4 separate regions of the Homo sapiens genome follow, and all the other regions are linked to region 1. The links are chromatin loops, found by intact Hi-C in ENCODE. Cell type or tissue: endothelial cell of umbilical vein. All regions are shown on one strand. Each heading gives the region's core, and the rest is flanking DNA. Links, peaks and the distances in the headings are about the cores only. Region 1 has its middle 63 kb from the start of FBXO28. Region 2 has its middle 120 kb from the start of FBXO28. Region 3 overlaps TP53BP2 (tumor protein p53 binding protein 2). Region 4 overlaps LOC105373056 (a long non-coding RNA gene).

What was found. A loop is a pair of places that touch in the nucleus more often than their neighbours do. Peaks named below come from ENCODE experiments on the same cell type or tissue, not always from the same donor. Only the 100,000 strongest peaks of a DNase experiment are listed, where the experiment ranks them.
Region 2: a loop joins it to region 1, with 9 times the contacts of the local background. A loop is called at or near these places in 4 of 110 quality-filtered maps.
Region 3: a loop joins it to region 1, with 13 times the contacts of the local background. A loop is called at or near these places in 13 of 110 quality-filtered maps.
Region 4: it touches region 1 in a loop (4-fold over the local background); 7 of 110 quality-filtered maps call a loop at or near these places.

The regions. Positions count from the first base shown.
Region 1 is chr1:224,048,425-224,052,972 of GRCh38, reverse strand. No RefSeq gene overlaps it. Among named protein-coding and RNA genes, the nearest start is that of FBXO28, 63 kb to the left of the region's middle. In endothelial cell of umbilical vein, for the core only: a CTCF peak has its summit at 1,959; a DNase peak (open chromatin) is centred at 1,982; H3K27ac peaks cover 830 bases.
Region 2 is chr1:223,990,062-223,994,609 of GRCh38, reverse strand. It overlaps the pseudogene GTF2IP20 and the pseudogene SEPTIN7P13. Among named protein-coding and RNA genes, the nearest start is that of FBXO28, 120 kb to the left of the region's middle. RefSeq lists enhancers at 960-1,581, 2,069-2,118, 1,582-2,205 and silencers at 1,409-1,588, 1,809-1,948. In endothelial cell of umbilical vein, for the core only: no CTCF peak of the experiment used is centred there; a DNase peak (open chromatin) is centred at 1,979; H3K4me3 peaks cover 1,717 bases; H3K27ac peaks cover 604 bases.
Region 3 is chr1:223,810,252-223,814,251 of GRCh38, reverse strand. TP53BP2 (tumor protein p53 binding protein 2) reads left to right here. Exons shown (of 18, transcript NM_001031685.3): 3 at 1-12; 4 at 3,739-3,821. Among named protein-coding and RNA genes, the nearest start is that of TP53BP2, 34 kb to the left of the region's middle. In endothelial cell of umbilical vein, for the core only: a CTCF peak has its summit at 2,432; a DNase peak (open chromatin) is centred at 2,431.
Region 4 is chr1:224,104,291-224,108,838 of GRCh38, reverse strand. All of the region lies in intron 2 of LOC105373056 (a long non-coding RNA gene), which reads left to right. It also overlaps the pseudogene RN7SKP49. Among named protein-coding and RNA genes, the nearest start is that of FBXO28, 7.5 kb to the left of the region's middle. RefSeq lists an enhancer at 2,004-2,073. In endothelial cell of umbilical vein, for the core only: a CTCF peak has its summit at 1,912 (motif pointing right); DNase peaks (open chromatin) are centred at 1,548 and 1,938.

The DNA.
Region 1 (4,548 bases), core at 256-4,255:
AATCAGGAAGTAGACCTCAGCGGAAAAGGGAATCAAACAAAAGCCCAGGGAGTCAGGTGTCAGTGTCCAGAAGTTCCTTTTGAAAGAGACTTTCCTTATCTTTTAAAATGCTTTTTACTTATTATTATTATTATTATTATTATTATTTTAGAGACAGGGTATACCTCTGTTGCCCAGGCTGGAGTGCGGTGGCGTGATCATAGCTGACTGCAGCCTCGACCTCCTGGGCTTAAGTGATTCTTCCATCTCAGCCTCCCGAGCAGCTGGGATTCATGCGTTTTTAATGTCATATCAGGACTTGTCACTTGGTGGGAGGGAGGGGGGAGCTGTCTTTCAGGCAGAGAGACCTCGCTGAGGGTACTAATAATAATTCTATCAAAAATAGACCTGAAATTAAATGCTGCTATTTTAATTACTCAAACTATCTCAAAGGATATTCAAGAGTTGACTGAATGATGGGAATAGTGTTCAATAATGAATGAGTCACTAAAAAAAGATAGTGAAACAAAACACATATTTGTCTTTGTGAATCAAACAGTTATCATTGTTATTGTTTAATAACAAAATATGTATATTGCCATGTTTCTGGAGAAGAATTAGAGGATGTGCTGAAGCAAAGGGATGGTTTTGACTATTTAAATGCTAAATCTTGCTCATTCACATGCAATAGTAATGAATTCTGCATGTGGCATTTTCAGAGGAAAGAAGATAGAGATATAGCTTGAGTATCCTTTATCAGAAATGCTTAGGACCAGAAGTGTTTCAGATTTTGGACTTTTTCAGATTTTGGAATATTTGCATAATGAGATATCTTGGAGCTGGGACCCAAGTCTAAGCATGAAATTAATTTGTTTCATATACATCTTATATACATAGCCTGAAGGTAATTTTATACAGTATTTTATTATTTATTTACTTATTGAGACAGGGTCTTGCTCTGTTGCCCAGGCTGGAGTGCAGTTGTGCAATCTTGGCACCTTGCAACCTCTACCTCCCTGCAACCTCTACCTCCCTGCAACCTCCACTTCCCTTCAACCTCCACCTCCCAAGCTCAAGGGATCCTCCCACCTCAGCCTCCTGAGTAGCTACAGGCGCACACCACCACGCCCAGCTAATTTTTTTATTTTTTATTTTTATTTTTTGAGACAGAGTTTTGCTCGTCGCCCAGGCTGGAGTGCAATGGCGCAATCTCGGCTCACTGTAACCTCTTCCCGGGTTCAAGCGATTCTCCTGCCTTAGCCTCCCCAGTAGCTGGGATTACAGGCACCCGCCATCACGCCGGGCTAATTTTTGTATTTTTAGTAGAGACGGGGTTTCACCATGTTGGCCAGGCTGGTCTCAAACTCCTGACCTCAAGTGATCCACCCGCCTCGGCCCCCTAAAGTGCTGGGATTACAAGCGTGGGCCACTGTGCCCGGCCAGCCTGGCTAATTTTTTTGTATTTTTGGTAGAGATGGGGTTTTGCCATGTTGCCCAGGCTGATCTCGAACTCCTGAGCTCAAGTGACCCACTTGCCTCGGCCTCCCAAAGTGCTGGAATTATAGGCTTGAGCTACTATGCCTGGTCTGTTTTATGCAATATTTTAAATAATTCTGTGCATGAAACAAAGTTTTGGCTGTTTTGACTGTGATCTGTCACTTGAAGGCAGGTGTGGAATTTTCCACTTGTGGTATCAGGTCAGCTCTCAAAAAGTTTCAGATTTAGGAGAATTTTGAATTTTGGATTTTTGGATTAGGGATGTTCAACCTGTTTTATGCTGATTGAATGTGAGAGAAGGCATGACTGAGGACCCTGGCAAAAATGAAGAGGAAGTAACAGGATTTGCAGGAAATAGTTATAATCTGTTAAGATACTTCTGTGTGTATGTGAAGCTAACCAATACATTGTGGTCAGTCTAGGTCCTATTTAGTTTTTCTTGCTGCAGCTGCCCTCCAGGAATCAACTGAGCTGTAATTTTCTGATATAGCCACCAGGTGGCCTTTAATTCCCTTGGGTGCCTGCAGGACAAGTCGAGCCGGCCAACTGGCCTGTCCCGGGTCCCAAGGTGGGTGGGGGCATTAGTAATTAATCCTGTCCTGGATATTCTTTCTTCTGCCAGTACTGACGTATTACTGTGCCCATCTGGTCCTCCTTGTTCTGTTGGACTGCCTGCCAGATGGATAGGGTCTCTTCTGTGAATTTAAACAACCATTCACACAACCTAATGAATACATTATAAACTATTTCCACTCCTCCAAATTAATTTTCTACTTTTGATCATGTCTCTACATAGACTTATATAATTGTAACAAGTGTTCATCCGTTATTTGGTATACTGCTTTTAATTCAATATTACCTAATATGCTAGAATTAGTCTATCTACATACTTACATTTTAGAAAGTAAAATCATGGCTGGATGCGGTGACTCACGCCTGTAATCCCAGTACTTTTGGAGGCCAAGGTGGGTGCATCATGAGGTCAGGAGTTCAAGACAAGCCTGGCCAACATGGTGAAACCCCGTCTCTACTAAAAATACAAAAAATAGCTGGAAAAAGTGGTGTGTGCCTGTAATCCCAGCTACTCAGGAGGCTGAGACAGGAGAATCGCTTGAACCCAGGAGGTGGAGGTTGCAGTGAGCTGAGACCTTGCCATTGCACTCCAGCCTGAGTGACAGAGGAAGACTCTGTCTCAAAAAACAAAAAGTACAATCATGTTTTATTATACTTCTAATTTTGTTCATTAACGTAAGTAGCATTGATATGAATGTGGGAACTTTGGACCCAAAGTAGAACTAGAGGATCAAAGAATGATTTTATAATTCTTATGTATTCCCAAGTTGCCTTACAGAAATAAAACATTCTATTTAATTACCATTTTTTCCTAAAGCCGCTAACCCCCAATAAACAAGTAAGTTGTTGGTGCCGGTGTCTTGAAAAGTTGTCAAATGCCTCCCTCCCCATCTCCTCTTCTTACCACTTGCCCTCTTTTCTGTGCAGCTGACATGCAAACTTGCTCCTTCCATAAGAGTTGGCAGGATGGGAACTTTCATGTATTTGAGCAGATGTGTATCAGCATTATTTGGGAAAAGGTATGCACACATCATTCAAATGAGTGGAACCATTTGGAAAGCTCCAGTTTTATTGGTTTTCATTATTGATAGTATAATGCTTCTTGATGTTGCCTAAATCTGTGTTTCTTTCATTAGTAACAAGGCTCGGCCCTCCCCAGCAATTAACCTGTCTGTATTTACTTGTCTGAAACCACTTAACAACTCTGACCACTCATCAGGGGAAATCTGAGCACTAATGTTATCCATTTTTTAATACTATGTTGGTAAGTTATGTTTTTCACGCCTATTTTTCTAATTTTTAATTTTCATTAAAACCTTTAAGTTACATTTTTCTAGTGAAGAAACTGTTTACTTGAATAATTACTTATGTTTAAATAGCTTAATAAAAATCCAAAAAGTTTAAGAGAGCATAAGTGAAAAGTTGTTTCAACATCAACCACCACACCCCCACCAAGTCTTCCAGCTTCCTTCCCTAGAAGCAACCACTGTTTTGGTTTTTGTTTTCATGTTCTTGTAGATATATTTAATGGATATAAACTATATATATATATATCCTTTTGTTTTTAAACACCGAGAGTAGCTACAAATACATCATGTTAGTGCATTGCCTTTTAAAAAATTTAACAATGTATCTTGGACATGTTTCCATGTCAAGATGTATGAATTATCTCATTGTTTTAACAGCTGGGTAGTATTTCATTGTATGGATGGATATGTTGTAATTCAGTAAACAGTTTCTTTTTTCTTTTCTTTTCTTTTTTTTTTATTTGAGACAGAGTCTCGCTCTGTTGCCCATGCTGGAGTGCAGTGGCACGATCTCTGCTCACCGCAAGCTCCGCCTCCCGGGTTCACGCCATTCTCCTGCCTCAGCCTCCCGAGTAGCCGGGACTACAGGCGCCCGCCACCACGCCCGGCTAATTTTTTTTTGTATTTTTAGTAGAGACGGGATTTCATCGTGTTAGCCAGGATGGTCTGGATCTCCCGACCTCGTGATCTGCCCGCCTCAGCCTCCCAAAGTGCTGGGATTACAGGCATGAGCCGGTATCCGTAAATTTCTGTTGCTACAAATAGTAGTGTAATCAATATCCTGGTGTACACATTTTTGCATCCATCCATGTGTGTCTGTAGGATAATTTTTTTTTTTTTTTTGATGGAGTCTTGCTTCTTCACCCAGGCTGGAGTGCAATGGTGCGATCTTGGCTCACTGCAAACTCCGCCTCCCGTGTTCAAGCAATTCTCCTGCCTCAGCCTCCCAAGTAGCTGGGATTACAGGCACATGCCAGCACACCCGGATAATTTTTGTATTTTTAGTAGAGACGGGGTTTCACCATGTTGGCCAGGCTGGTCTCAAACTCCTGACCTCAAGTGATCCGCCTACCTCAGCCTCCCAAAGTGCTGGGATTACAGGCGTGAGCCACCGCGCCCAGTTAGGATAAATGTTTAGAAGAGAAATTATGCGTCAAAAGTATCTGAATTTGAAATTTGGTAGCTATTACCA
Region 2 (4,548 bases), core at 224-4,223, 58 kb after region 1:
GAGACAAAGTAAGACTCCATCTCAGGAAAAAAAAAATTTAAATTAAAAAGTTCTAGTATCTAAAATGAGCAAAATCGCCAGGCGCGGTGGGTCACACTTGTAATCCCAGCACTTTGGGATGCAGAAGTGGGTGGACCAGCCGAAGTCAGAGGTTGAGACCAGCCTGCAGTGAGCCGAGATTGCACCACTGCACTCCAGCCTGGGAGACAGAGTGAGACTCCATTTCAAAAAAAGAATTAGCCAAGCGTGGTAGCATGCACCTGTAGTCCTAGCTACCGGGGAGGCTGACAGGGAAGGATTCCTTGAGCCCGAAGGTCAAGGCTGCAGTGAGCCTTGTTTGCACCAACTCACTCCAACCTGGGCAAGACCCCATCTCAAAAAAGAAAAAAAACCCACAAAAACAAAAAACAAAACAGAACAGAACAGCATCACTTCCTTATCATTAGTTTGAAGGAAGTGAATTGCCTGTAAAAGTTTCCATTTTCAAAAAAAGTATTAAAATATAGTGTAAAGCCAGGCACGATGGCTCATTCCTGTAATCTCAGCACTTTGGGAGGCTGAAATGGATTGCCCCTGGAGGTCGAGGCTGCAGCTGAGCGATTCTCCCGCCTAAGCCCGGCAAGTAGCGGAGACTACAAGTGCGTGCCACCATGCCCAGCTAATTTTTTGTATTTTTGTAGAGACAGGCTTCCACCATGTTGCCCAAACTAGTCTGGAATTCCTGAGCTCAAGTGATCCACCCGCTTCCGCCTCCGCCTCCCAAAATGCTGGGATTACGGGCGTGAGCCACCGGGCCTGGCCCAATTACTTTCTTCAGTCTGAGCATGAGCGCTGGAAGAAAAGCTCTCACTTGCATATAATTTTTTAGAGACAGAGTCTCCCTCTGTTACACAGGCTGGAGTGCAATGGCGCAATCTCAGCTCACTGTAACATCAACCTCCAGTGCTCGATCGCTTATATAATCTCAGCTCACTGTAATCTCAACCTCCCGGGCTCGATCGCATATATATACACACATATATTTGTTTGTTTAGACGGAGTCTTGGTCTGTTGCCCAGGCTGGAGTGCAGTGGCGCGATCTCCGCTCACTGCAACCTCCGCATCCCGGGTTCAAACAATTCTCTGCCTCAGCCTCCCGGGTAGCTGGGATTACAGGCACCAGCCACCACGCCCGACTAATTTTTGTGTTTTTAGTAGAGACGGGGTTTCAGTGAAACCATGCTGGCCAGGCTGGTTTTGAACTCCTGTCCTCGTGATCCACCTGCCTCGACCTCCCAAAGTGCTGGGATTACAGGCGTGGGCCACCTCGCCCAGCCGACTGCTTATATTTTTAAAAAGATGTTTTCTTCATTTCCTAGCCCCTTCTACCCCGCTACAAAGTTTCAAAGACTTAATGCTATTACAAAGGGCCGTCAGAGGTCAAGCTCAGGGGTGCAGCTCCCTCATGCCAGGCAGCCTCAGAGGGGGCCGACCCTACCCAGGATGAGCGGCGCCAGGTAGCCGGGGACGCTCCCGGGGATCCCCGGGCCCTGGCTGGGGGAGGCGTTGTGGGGCGCACGTACCCAGGCTCAGATGAGGCGAGTGGGCGGCCGGGGCTGCAGCTGGCGCTGGCCATTGAGGAGCTTCTGCGCGACAGTGCGATCGGTTGCACCTTCTGCGACAGGTGCCGGCCGGTTGGCGCGCAGCGCCTGCTAGCGCAGAGTCTGGCCCTTGCTGCGCCCGGCCCCGAAGACCGGGAAGTCGTAAAGCTCCTCCTCGCAGCTTATGTGCGGCGGCGGCCGGGCAGAAGCCTAGCGACACAGAACTGCCAGCTCAGCAGCCGGTTACATCCCGCCCGGCCACCCGTAGGCAGCGTCCGCTCATGCGCGCTCCTGGAAGAACCAGCAGCCCCACCGCGAGTTCCGATTGGCTCTGCGTGAGTGGTAGTTCCCTGCGACGTCACAAGAGCGCGCCTTCCGTGACGTCACAAGGGCGGGTCTTCGCCGACACCATAGAGGTGGGCCTTTGGCGACGTCAGAGGCGCGGGTGTTCGGCTGCGTCACTGGGGCGCTATGGTGCCTGGAGCTGGGCAGTTTTCTCGTCAGAGTGGGGACTGGTAAGAGCGACCTCCCCGCCAGGTCCTGTGTGTTGCCGGCTGAAGAAGGGTAGCTGAAAAATTCAGACCCAGCACAGTGTTTATGTTGGTCAAAAATAGAAAACTATGTCTGGCGCGGCCGAGGCGGGAGGACCCTTCAGGCCAAGAGCAGCGTAGCAACATGGCGCAACCCCATCTCTGTAGTCCTACCTCAGCCCCCCAGCTACTTGAACCCAAAGGTTCAAGGCTCCAGTGAGCTATGATCCCACCACAGCATTCCAGCCTGCGAGATTGAGGTAAACCCTGTCTAAAAAAATTAAAAAAACTATCCAGGTGTGCAACAGGGAGGGACTGCTAAATAAAACATGAGGCTGGCTGGGCCCTACTGTAATCCCAGCACTTTGGGAGGCCGAGGCGGGAGGATGGATGGCTTGGGCTCAGGAGTCGAGACCAGCCTGGGCAACATGACGAAACCCCGTCTCTACAAAAGATACAAAAATTAGCCGGGCGCGGTGGGCACCTGGCCTAATTTTTGTATTTTTTTCTAGAGATGGGGTCGGGGGGGGGGCCTCGCTATGTTGCCCGGGCCAGTTTCAAACTCCTGAGTTGAAGCGATCTTCTCACCTTGGCCATCAGAGTTGTCGGGATTACAGGCGTGAGGGACAGCGCCCCACCTGGGTTAGGCTACTTAATAACATAAGAAAGTGCTCCGCCAGGCTCAGTGGCTGACACCTGTAATCCCAACACTTTGGGAGGCCAAGGCGGGTGTATCACCTGAGGTCAGGAGTTGGAGACCAGCCTGGCCATGGTGAAACCCAGTCTCTACAAAAAATACAAAAATCAGCCGGCCATGGTGGCGCATGCCTGTAGTCCCAGCTACTTGGGAGGCTGATAAAGGAGAATTACTTGAACCCGGGAGGCGGAGGTTGCATTGGGCCAAGATCGCACCACTGCACCCCAGCCTGGGCGACACAGCGAGACTCCAAAGTTTGACACCAGCCTGGCAATGTAGTGACACCCTGTCTCTACAAAACAAACAAACAAAAACCCAGGCATAATGTGTCCACCTGTGGCTCTAGCTAGTTAGGAGGCTGAGGCAGGAGGATCACTTGAGGCCAGGAGCTCAAGGCTGCAGTGAGCTATGATAATCCCACTGCTTCCCATCCTGAGCAATAGAATGAAAGCAGGTCTCTAGATAGCTAGCTAGCTAGATAATTGATACGTAGTTTTGTATCAAATTTTTTCCCTGGATTTGAGCATGTTTTTCTAAAGTAGCATTCAACACATCAGCATTTTACAGTGTTATTATTTGTTAATATGATTATGTTTTTCTGAAATACAGTGTCCTTTACAAAAGCAGTTTTGTCTTTCAAAGCACATAGATAAGGCCCTCAAGTGAATTTGTCTGATGTTGGCGACCTTGGTACCATTTTGTCCACTTGATTGGAAAAGCCAGTCAATAATTTCAGGTCACTGTTGGCCTTAGAAGAAGAGCCTAAAGGCAACAAGCAAAGGCGCTCGTGTCCAGTCGCCTTCTAGGAGCATTTTCACTTTCCCTTAAGGTTTCCCTTGATGAACATAGAAGTACTGTATGTAGAATTGACCCAGTGCTGCCCTGGCAACTTTGTATATTAGGCCAAATTTACATTTCTTACCTTTATGAGAGGCACCCTGGTAGGCTAGTGGAGTTACACACAAAGTGTGATCTCAGCTGCACTGTCCAGAAATGCAACACAGTCCAATCAAATAACATTCTCTGAGCCCGTTTCTTTAGCTGTGAAAGAAGAATAACATACCCATCTAAAAAGGCAGCTTATTGTATTTGATTGGTCTTTTATTTTCTATGAAACTGTGTTTAACACAGTAATTATTTTCATTTGTGTACTACATTTGTGTTGTGTTTTTGGTTTTAGTTTTGTTTTTGAAATGGAGTCTTTTTTAGTGGTTTTTTGTTTTGTTTTGTTTTTGAGATGGAGTCTTTCTATTGTCACCCAGGCTAGAGTGCAGTGGCGTGATCTCCGCTCACTGCAACCTCCACTTCCCAGGTTCAAGTGGTTCTCCTGCCTCAGCCTCCTGAGAAGCTGGAATTACAGGTGCCCACCACCATGCCCAGCTAATTTTTTAAATATATTTTTAGTAGAGATGGGGTTACAACATGATGCCCAGGCTGGTCTCAAACTACTGACGTCAAGTGATCCACCCGCCTTGGCTTCCCAAAGTGCTGGGATTATAGGCATGAGCCACCGCGCCTGGCTTGTTTTAAAATAAGGGTTTCTTGGCTAGGCATGGTGGCTCATACCTGTAATCCCAGCACTTTGGGAGGCCAAGGTCAGTGGATCACCTGAGGTCAGGAGTTCGAGACCAGCCTGACCAATATGGAGAAACCCTGTCTCAACTGAAAATACAAAATTAGCCAGGCGTGGTGGTGCATGCCTGTAATCCCAGCTACTCAGGAGGCTGAGGAAGGAGAATTG
Region 3 (4,000 bases), core at 1-4,000, 240 kb after region 1:
GCAGGGACATTGGTAGGTAGTGCTCTGTGAATCGTGACAGATATTTAAGCTTTTATTTTGTGCTGGGAGTAGTAGGTGGCACATGATGAGAAGCCAGGTAATTTGAGAGGTGAAGGAGAGGTTAGGAAGTGGAAACAGTGGAGATAGGCTGTCGAGGGGAGAAGTTTGACTATAGTTGTTTAATGCAGGTGGGAAGGAGTCATTAGAGCAGGGGGTTGAAACTATAAGAAAGGAAATACTTGTTAGGCAGGGTCCCTGATTAGGTCCTTCCACAGCCCTGAGGCAGAAAGTCCTCTTAGACAAGAGGAAGGATCCCTCTTCCATAATAACAGGACAGAAATAAAACTGTGGCAGATGTGGCTAAATTTGTGCATTTTGTGGGAGTAAGTTGAGGGATTTCTCATCTAAAAACATTTGTTTTCTCTGAGGTAGGAGTGATGATGGAGGTGGGTGGGAAGCTGGAGCTGTTTTGGAGATTAGGAGAGAGGGCTTACTAGGGAAGCCAGACTGCTGGGAACCATTGAGGCCAGTTGAGATTAGAGACCATGAGACCATACATGATTTTTCTCCAGTGGTGGTCTACAGCCCAGGTGGGTTGTAAGAAGAGAAGAAAACAAAGGTGTCTAGACAAATTTTTCTAGGCAATTGTCTAGAAAACCCAAGGTTTCTAGACAAATTCAATGGGAGTTCAGTGGGACAGGGGAGAAGAGGGTATTGGCAAGGTGATACCTTAGCTGGGTGGGGAAGAAGTGAAGACAGGAGGGGCTGTGGGGAAAGAGTAGACAGAGTTAAGAGGCTGTGAGTCTCAGTTAGATGAAAGAACAGGTGTGAGAGGAAATGAGTGAGACGCCTGAGATTGAAAGGAAATAGTGGTCAAAAAACAGAAGGTTTGAATTGAAAATTTCGGAGGTAGAGGGCTTCTAGTGTTGTGGTCCCAGGTGGGGCCCTGAAATGAGGCTGAATTAGAGTGGAGACGAGAAAGCTAGAACTGAGAGGCTAGCATTTGGGCGGTAATGTCATCCAGAATGAAGGCAGGACTTGGAGGTGGAGAGAACAAGGGAGTCAGTTGGTCACATCGTTAGTGACCAGGGATTGTGACCAGAGTTTATAGATGACTGTAGGGGGAGGGTGGAGAGAGAGTGTGGGTGGGAAGCAGCAGTAGACACTGGGGACACAGCCATCCCTGTGACCCAGCAGTCTTGTAGGATGTGGGAGAACGAGCAGGGTTATTGGACATTACAAAAGCTCAGTTTTGGCTGAGCGCGGTGGCTCATGCCTGTAATCCCAGCACTTTGGGAGGCTGAGGTGGGTAGATCACCTTAGATCAGGAGTTTGAGACCAGCCTGGCCAACATGACGAAACTCTGTCTCTACTAAAAATACAAAAATTAGGCCGGGTATGGTGGCTCACGCCTGTAATCCCAGCACTTTGGGAGGACGAGGCGGGAGGATCACGAAGTCAGGAGATCGAGACAGACCATCCTGGCCAACATGGTGAAACCCTGTCTCTACTAAAAATACAAAAATTAGCTGGGCATGGTGGCATGTGCCTGTGATCCCAGCTACTCGGGAGGCTGAGGCGGGAGAATCGCTTGAATCAGGGAGTTGGCGGTTGCAGTGAGCCGAGATGGCACCACGCACTGCAGCCTGGCGACACAGCAAGACTCATCTGAAAAAACGAAAACAACAACAACAACAACAACAAAAAACAAAAATTAGCTGGGCGTCTGTAATCCCAGCTACTTGGGAGGCTGAAGTGGAAGAATCGCTTGAACCCGGGAGGCGGATGTTGCAGTGAGCCGAGATCACACCATTTGCACTCCAGCCTGGGCGACAGAGCGAGACTCCGTCTCCAAAAAAAAAGTTCAGTTTTATTAACTAACTGTTGCATTAACGCAAGTGTCTATATGGTACCTGACCATTAGGAATGATTAAATTTATAGTACGGGTTAGCTGAGGGGCAGAATTGACTTAGTTTGGCCCCTTCTACCCTACAGATGAGAAATGCTGATACTTAGGGGTTAAGTGACTTGTCAGAGGCCACACACCTAGAGGCAGAGCCAGGAGTGGAACCTGAATCACCTCAGCCAAGCTACCTGGTTGCCTTTCAGTATCACTGGTGTCTGTAATTTTATTTTAAGTAAACATGTATTTTTTTCCGTAGGCTTTTTTCTTTTTTTTTTTGTAGTTTTATATTGGCATTTGCATCTTATTTTTTTTTTTGTTCTCTATTTACATCACATGCACTCATCTAATTAGTTGAATTTTACCCATTCATCTACCTGTTCAAATATCTTGCTGTATAGTACTGGATAAATTATTAAATAGTCTCTCAATAGTGCAATATGCAGTTTCAGTGTCAGTAATGTGAGAAATATAATCTGAAGATAAAGGAGCTGTTTTCACGTTGTCACAAAACACCAGTGCCACATAGTGTTGAAATTGGGATAAAACAAGGATTGTTTTTCAGTCTCCTTTATTAAGGTGTTAACTTACTGTTTTTGGTCTAGACCTCTCGATTAAGGATTAGGAGACTGTCACCATATTCTTTTTCCAATTCAATTAGGACCTGTGACCCTGAATGTATATGAAATTATGTTTAAGGCTCTTATTGCTTACTTTAATTAGGTAACTGATGATACAAAGGAGAAACTAGTTAAGTGCTCTCTCTTTAAGACAGCAAAGAAAGCAATTATTCTGAAATTATAGAAGTTTTTTTTTCTTACAGAAATATTGTGGCAGATTACCTGAGCTATTTTGCCAGATAATTGAGCTGCATTTTAAAAATAAAAGCTGATCATATTAGAATTAGGTGCAAGTGTGATACTTGGCTCTGAGTAGACATGTTTATTTATTTGTTTATTAGCAATGGGAATTTGTGCTAAGATTCCTGACAGTTATAATAGACATTTTACTTAAGTTTCTTGGGAGGTAATTTGATAATTTTTTTAATTTCTGGGAAGTACAGGTATGAGCTTAATATATTTTTAAAATTCTCTGTTGGTATTATTTGCTTCTTATAATGTATTAGTTTAAATTAAGACGTTTCCTTTTATGATACATTAAGTGGTACTGAAAGACCCATGTATTTTGGCTTTAAAAATTCTTTTTAGCCAAAAAAGCAGAATATATAGTGTTTCTGGATAGTACCTTCACAAACTTAAACAAATATTTTGCTTAAATAAATGTGGAAGTACCTCATAGTACTTACAAATTACCACAAAATGTTTGCAATAAACCAAATAATTAAGATACTACTTGTTCCTTTTTTTAAGTGCTTTCTTCTCATAATAAGTTAAAAATATTGTTAGCGAGTACAAGGATGCATTGATGTAATTTTCAACTATTTCAGTGAAGTTTTTCTTGGTTTAACTACTGAGTAGCTAAATAGATGACTAGGAAGAGCAACTATAAGCAAATGGTATGAATTACTCATAGTCAGAAGTACATTACGTTTGTTAATTTTTCCTCCTTTGGTATGTGAATCAGACAGCTTTCCTAATGAATAGGTGGCATGTGATATTTAGTAGTGCTGAGTATTCACTGTTCCATGAAATTAATTTTGCAAAACACACTGAGTTATGAGACCTTAAGTCCATTGCTATTAGAAAATATTTTGTTTTAAGAATACATTCAACTTAAAATATCAAACAGTAATGACAGAACTCAGAAATGAACTGGTTCTTAAAATATCTGTCAACTCTAGTGTTAATGCATAGTTTTTGAATTTTGTCCTTAGTGAGTGGACCAAGATCTCAGGATCCAAGTTTAAAAAGAAATGGTGTAAAAGTTCCTGGTGAATATCGAAGAAAGGAGAACGGTGTAAGTTGTTGTTTTTATCCATACTGTATATACCACAGTGATACATATTTTTTAACTTTAAATCTTATTCATTATTACTTTGTTATTCAATGGGCTAAGGATGGCCGCTTTTTAAAGGTTATTTTAAATTTGTTTCATAGAAACTATTAATTTTAATGATCTGTATATGGCTGACTATT
Region 4 (4,548 bases), core at 246-4,245, 56 kb before region 1:
TGCCTAGGTTGGTCTGGAACTCTTGAGCTCAAGCGATCTGCCCGCCTCAGCCTCCCAAAGTGCTGGGATTACAGGTGTGAGCCCGTACATATTTTTAATAAGAGAATTTCAAAGCAAATGGTTTCTTTGTTTCAATTATTAAAATCAATGTTTGTTTTGGATTTGTTTCAATTATTAAAATCAGTGCTTGTTTTGGATATGCTTTCCAATCACAACAATTATTTGTAACTAATACAAATATTTGAATTCAAGAGTAGTTCTAGGTTCTAAATATAGTTTTATGCCAACAGACTACAATAGGACCTTTGCAAGACAGTGGTCTCGGGTATGAGATGGACACATGCTTCTTAAGATCTGTGTGTTTCTAGTTTCATATTTGTAAAAGGGGAGAATATTACCTCTCTTATATCACACAGTTGAAATGAGGATGAACTGAGACTGCAAATGGGTGGGGTTTGGAATGCCTCTGATTAAAGGTGTTAAAATCAATTTACTACAATGAGGACTCTGTTATTCTTCTGCTTCCCTGGTTAGGGTGTGTGTTGAGGAGATGGGGGGTGTTGGGTGTGGTGGGACATGGTGAGGGGTGATCTAGCCTATTCAATGGTACCTCCATAGGAAGATGGGCTTTATATATTAAAAAAGAAGCTAAAACTAGATATTATTTTTCTATTTGCTAGCAGATTTGTAATATATTTAGAAAGAATGAAGGAAGAGCTCATATCCTAACTAAAAAGAGATTTGAAGTTTCTATGGATTGCAATTAACTGTGTTTTTAAAGATCCATCTTTTTAAATATTTATTTATTTATTTAAGACAGAGTCTTGCCCTGTCACCCAGGCTGGAGTGCAGTGGTGTGATCTTGGCTCACTGGAACGTCCACCTCTCAGATTCAAAAGATTCTTGTGCCTCAGCCTCCCAAGTAGCTGGGACTACAGGCACAAGCCACCATGCCCGGCTGGTTTTTATATTTTTAGTAGAGACGGGGTTTCACCATGTTGGCCAGGCTGGTCTAGAACTCCTGGCCTCAAGTGATCTGCTTGCCTTGGCCTCCCAAAATGCTGGGATTACAAGCGTGAGCCACTGCACCCAGCCTAAAGATCCATCTTTTGACTAGATAAGACATTTTCTATCATGACTAATATATGAAATTTTATGATTAGATAAATTTTTTAAAATTTAAAGTTTGACTCCAGAAAAAGGTAGTCCACTAGACTTTCAATTCAGCAAGTGTTTATTGATTGCTACATGGGTAATGCTAGGAAGATACTAAGATATAAACAATATTTCCCACCCTGGGGATGATATGAATCTGGCTGCAGTACCAGTCACCACATTGATGGCCTGAATTTATTCCATTGACCTGGCAGACTGGACTGGTGTTTCCTTATTTTCTCATGTGCAGTTTTCCTAAAGTTGTATATTCAGGAAGAAAAGCTTAATTTCCTGGACTATTCTGGACATGTGATTCAGCTGCCTCTGTTCTGCCATTAGAAAGGTGTGTAAACAAAACTTATGGGAACACCAGGGAAAGTTTCATGGAGAAGGTTCTTTTTCAGCTTGACTTAGAAGGATGATGATGTTGGGATACTTGCAGTGGTTTTGTTAATTAAAAGTTGAAAAAGGGTGTGAGGACATTTCAAACAAAGGTAACAGTAAAAGCAAATAGCATGAATTAGGTAAACATCCAAAAGATGAGAGAAGTGCATGTGTGCACAGGATTTTGGACTTTAATTCTGTAGACCAGTGGTGATTGTTTTTGCTTTTAATTATTTAAAAAATGTTTGTGTCAATTATCATTTAATTGCCTCTGAGCTCTATATTCACCCTTTTTTGCTTGCTTTGTGAAAATACTAACGGGCCCATTAAATGTTTTTTTCTTTATCAGCTGGCGCAGTGTGAAGCTATGTCAGTAGAGGGCTCTGGGCAGACATTGCAAGAGCAAAGAGTTTTGCTTCCTGGTTACGGTGTGCTTGCTTGGCAGCTCCTGCAGCACACGGGCAGATTCTCCAGCACCATGTCCTGCCTGGCAGGGTAGTCAGTAGCACCCATTGACCAGCAGCTTCCCTTGGCATCACCTTCTCCCTTGAATGGCTTTGTAGTAAAGTGTCTGGTGCGACACCTCTCCATGACCTGCTTTCCCTGACATCCTAGAGGACAGATTTCTGGTAAATTCCAAAGGGCAGATTTCCAGCCAGTTCTGCCAGCACAGAATCACAAGAATTTCTCTGCTGCCTAGTGAGCCATACCTGTGCCCTCCAAGATCTGGGTCCTGGGCCTGGGGAGCCTTTTCCCTGGATACTCTATCCCAGCTCAAAGAACATGGCTGCTACTTTATTTGTTATTCTTTTATTCTTTAGAGTTTTCTTTACTTCTTACTAGCCAATCCCTCATTGTTCCAATTCCCTGCTACAGTTATTAAGTCTTTTTTTTTTTTTTAAAGAGTCTCACTCACTCTGTTGCCCAGGCTGGAGTGTAGTGGGGCGATCTCAGTTACTTCAACCTCTGCCTCCTGGGTTCAAGCAATTCTCCTGCCTCAGCCTCCCGAGTAGCTAGGACTACAGGCGTCCACCGCCACGCCTGACTAATTTTTGTATTTTTAGTGGAGAGGGGGTTTCACCATGTTGAACTCCTGACCTCAGGTGATCTGCCTGCCTCAGCCTCCCAAAGTGCTGGGATTACAGGTGTGAGCCATCGCGCCCGGCCAGGTTAGAATATTGTTAAATCCAACTCTCTACTTACTCCTTCCTGCATTAGAGAGCTGAGAGTGGCTACCAAAATATATGCAACCTTGCTGACTGTTTTCACTTTAACTTTGTAATTGTGACCCTCCAGTGGGTTCTACTGCTACCCTGAAGTCACTGCATATTTTCCAAGTTCACTTCCTCTACTCTTTTTCTAAATGATTATTTTACATCTTCTCCTCTCTTCTCAAACCTTCGATCCCCCATCCAACTATTGACCTGACTTTTTATTTCAATGTCAAAATAGTAGGTAAAGAGAGAAATTTTAGTGGGAGACAAGGAAACTTTGGTGGGAGAGAAGGAATTGCTGATTTCTTGAGTAGAGGAGAGAGGACAGGATCTTTTATGCAAGTGGAAACACGGGTGTTAGCTGGGAACTGAAAAAGTTCATCTGAAGTAACAGAAGAGGAGGCAGAGCACACAGGTAGGTGCAGACTGATGGGTAAATGTAAGAGTCTGTGGATGTTTCTTCTGATTGCTTCTATTTCTCTTCCACATATACACATGCCATTAGTTCTCCCATCTTAGGAAAACATCTCTTCGCTTCATCTACTCTTCTAGCTACTACCCCATCTCTCTCCTTCTCTTCACAGCCAAACGTCTTTAAAGAGTTGGCCATTCTTGCTGCTGCCTCCGATTTCTCTTCTCGTATTCTCTCTTGATCCCACTTCAATCAGGCTTTTACTCTGACCATATCATCAAAATGGCTCTTATTAAGTTCTCTGGGGACCTCCACATTGCTAAATCCAAGGGTCAATTCTTAGTACTCATCTTACTTGACTTGTCAGGAGCATTTGACACAGTTGATGATTCTACCCTCTTTAAAACACTTCCTGCACTTGGCTTTTAGGTCAATATGCCATCCTGATTTTCCTTCTATTCCACTGGCCGTTCCTCTACCTCTCTTCATCTCCCTCATTCTTTTTGTTTTTTCTTTTTAGATCTGATTGCATTTGTTGATATGGTAACACTTCCTAGAGAGTCTTTAATCAGTGGACTAGCTCTAGCAGCTTTACACAAGACTGAAATTATTGTAACAAATGTAAGTTTTCAAGACAATCTTATACTTTATCAATCAATTGCATCTTTTAAAATTATTACTATTTAATTTCAATAGCTTTAGGGTACAAGTGGTTTTTGGTTACATGAATGAATTACATAATGGTGAAGTCAGGGCTTTTAGTGTACCCATCACCTAAATAGTGTACATTGTACCCAGCCGGTAAGTTTTCATCTCTCACCTCCCTCCCTGCTTCTGAGTCTCCAATGTCTATTACACTGCTGTGTACCCATAGCTTAGCTCCCACTTATAAGTGAGAACATGCAGTATTTGGTTTTCCATTCCTAAGTTACTTCACTTAGGATAATGGCCTTCAGTTCCATCTAAGTTGCTGCAGAATACATTATTTCATTTTTTTATGACTGAGTAGTATTCTATGGGATATAAATGTAGTATATACTTATCCACTCATTGGTTGATGGACACTTAGTTTGATTCTATATCTATGCAGTTGTAAATTGTGCTGCAATAAACATATGGGTTTAGGTGTCTTTTTGATATAATGACTTCTTGTACTTTGAGTAGATACCCAGTAGTGGGATTGCTGATTGAATGGTAGATCTACTTTTAGTTCTTTGAGAAATCTCCACACTATTTTCCACAGAGGTTGTACTAATTTACATTCCCACCAACAGTGTATAAATGTTCGCTTTTCAATGCATTCACACCAACATCTATCATTTTTGGACTTATTTATTTATTTATTTATTTATTGAGACAGGGTCTTGCTCTGTCACCCAGGCT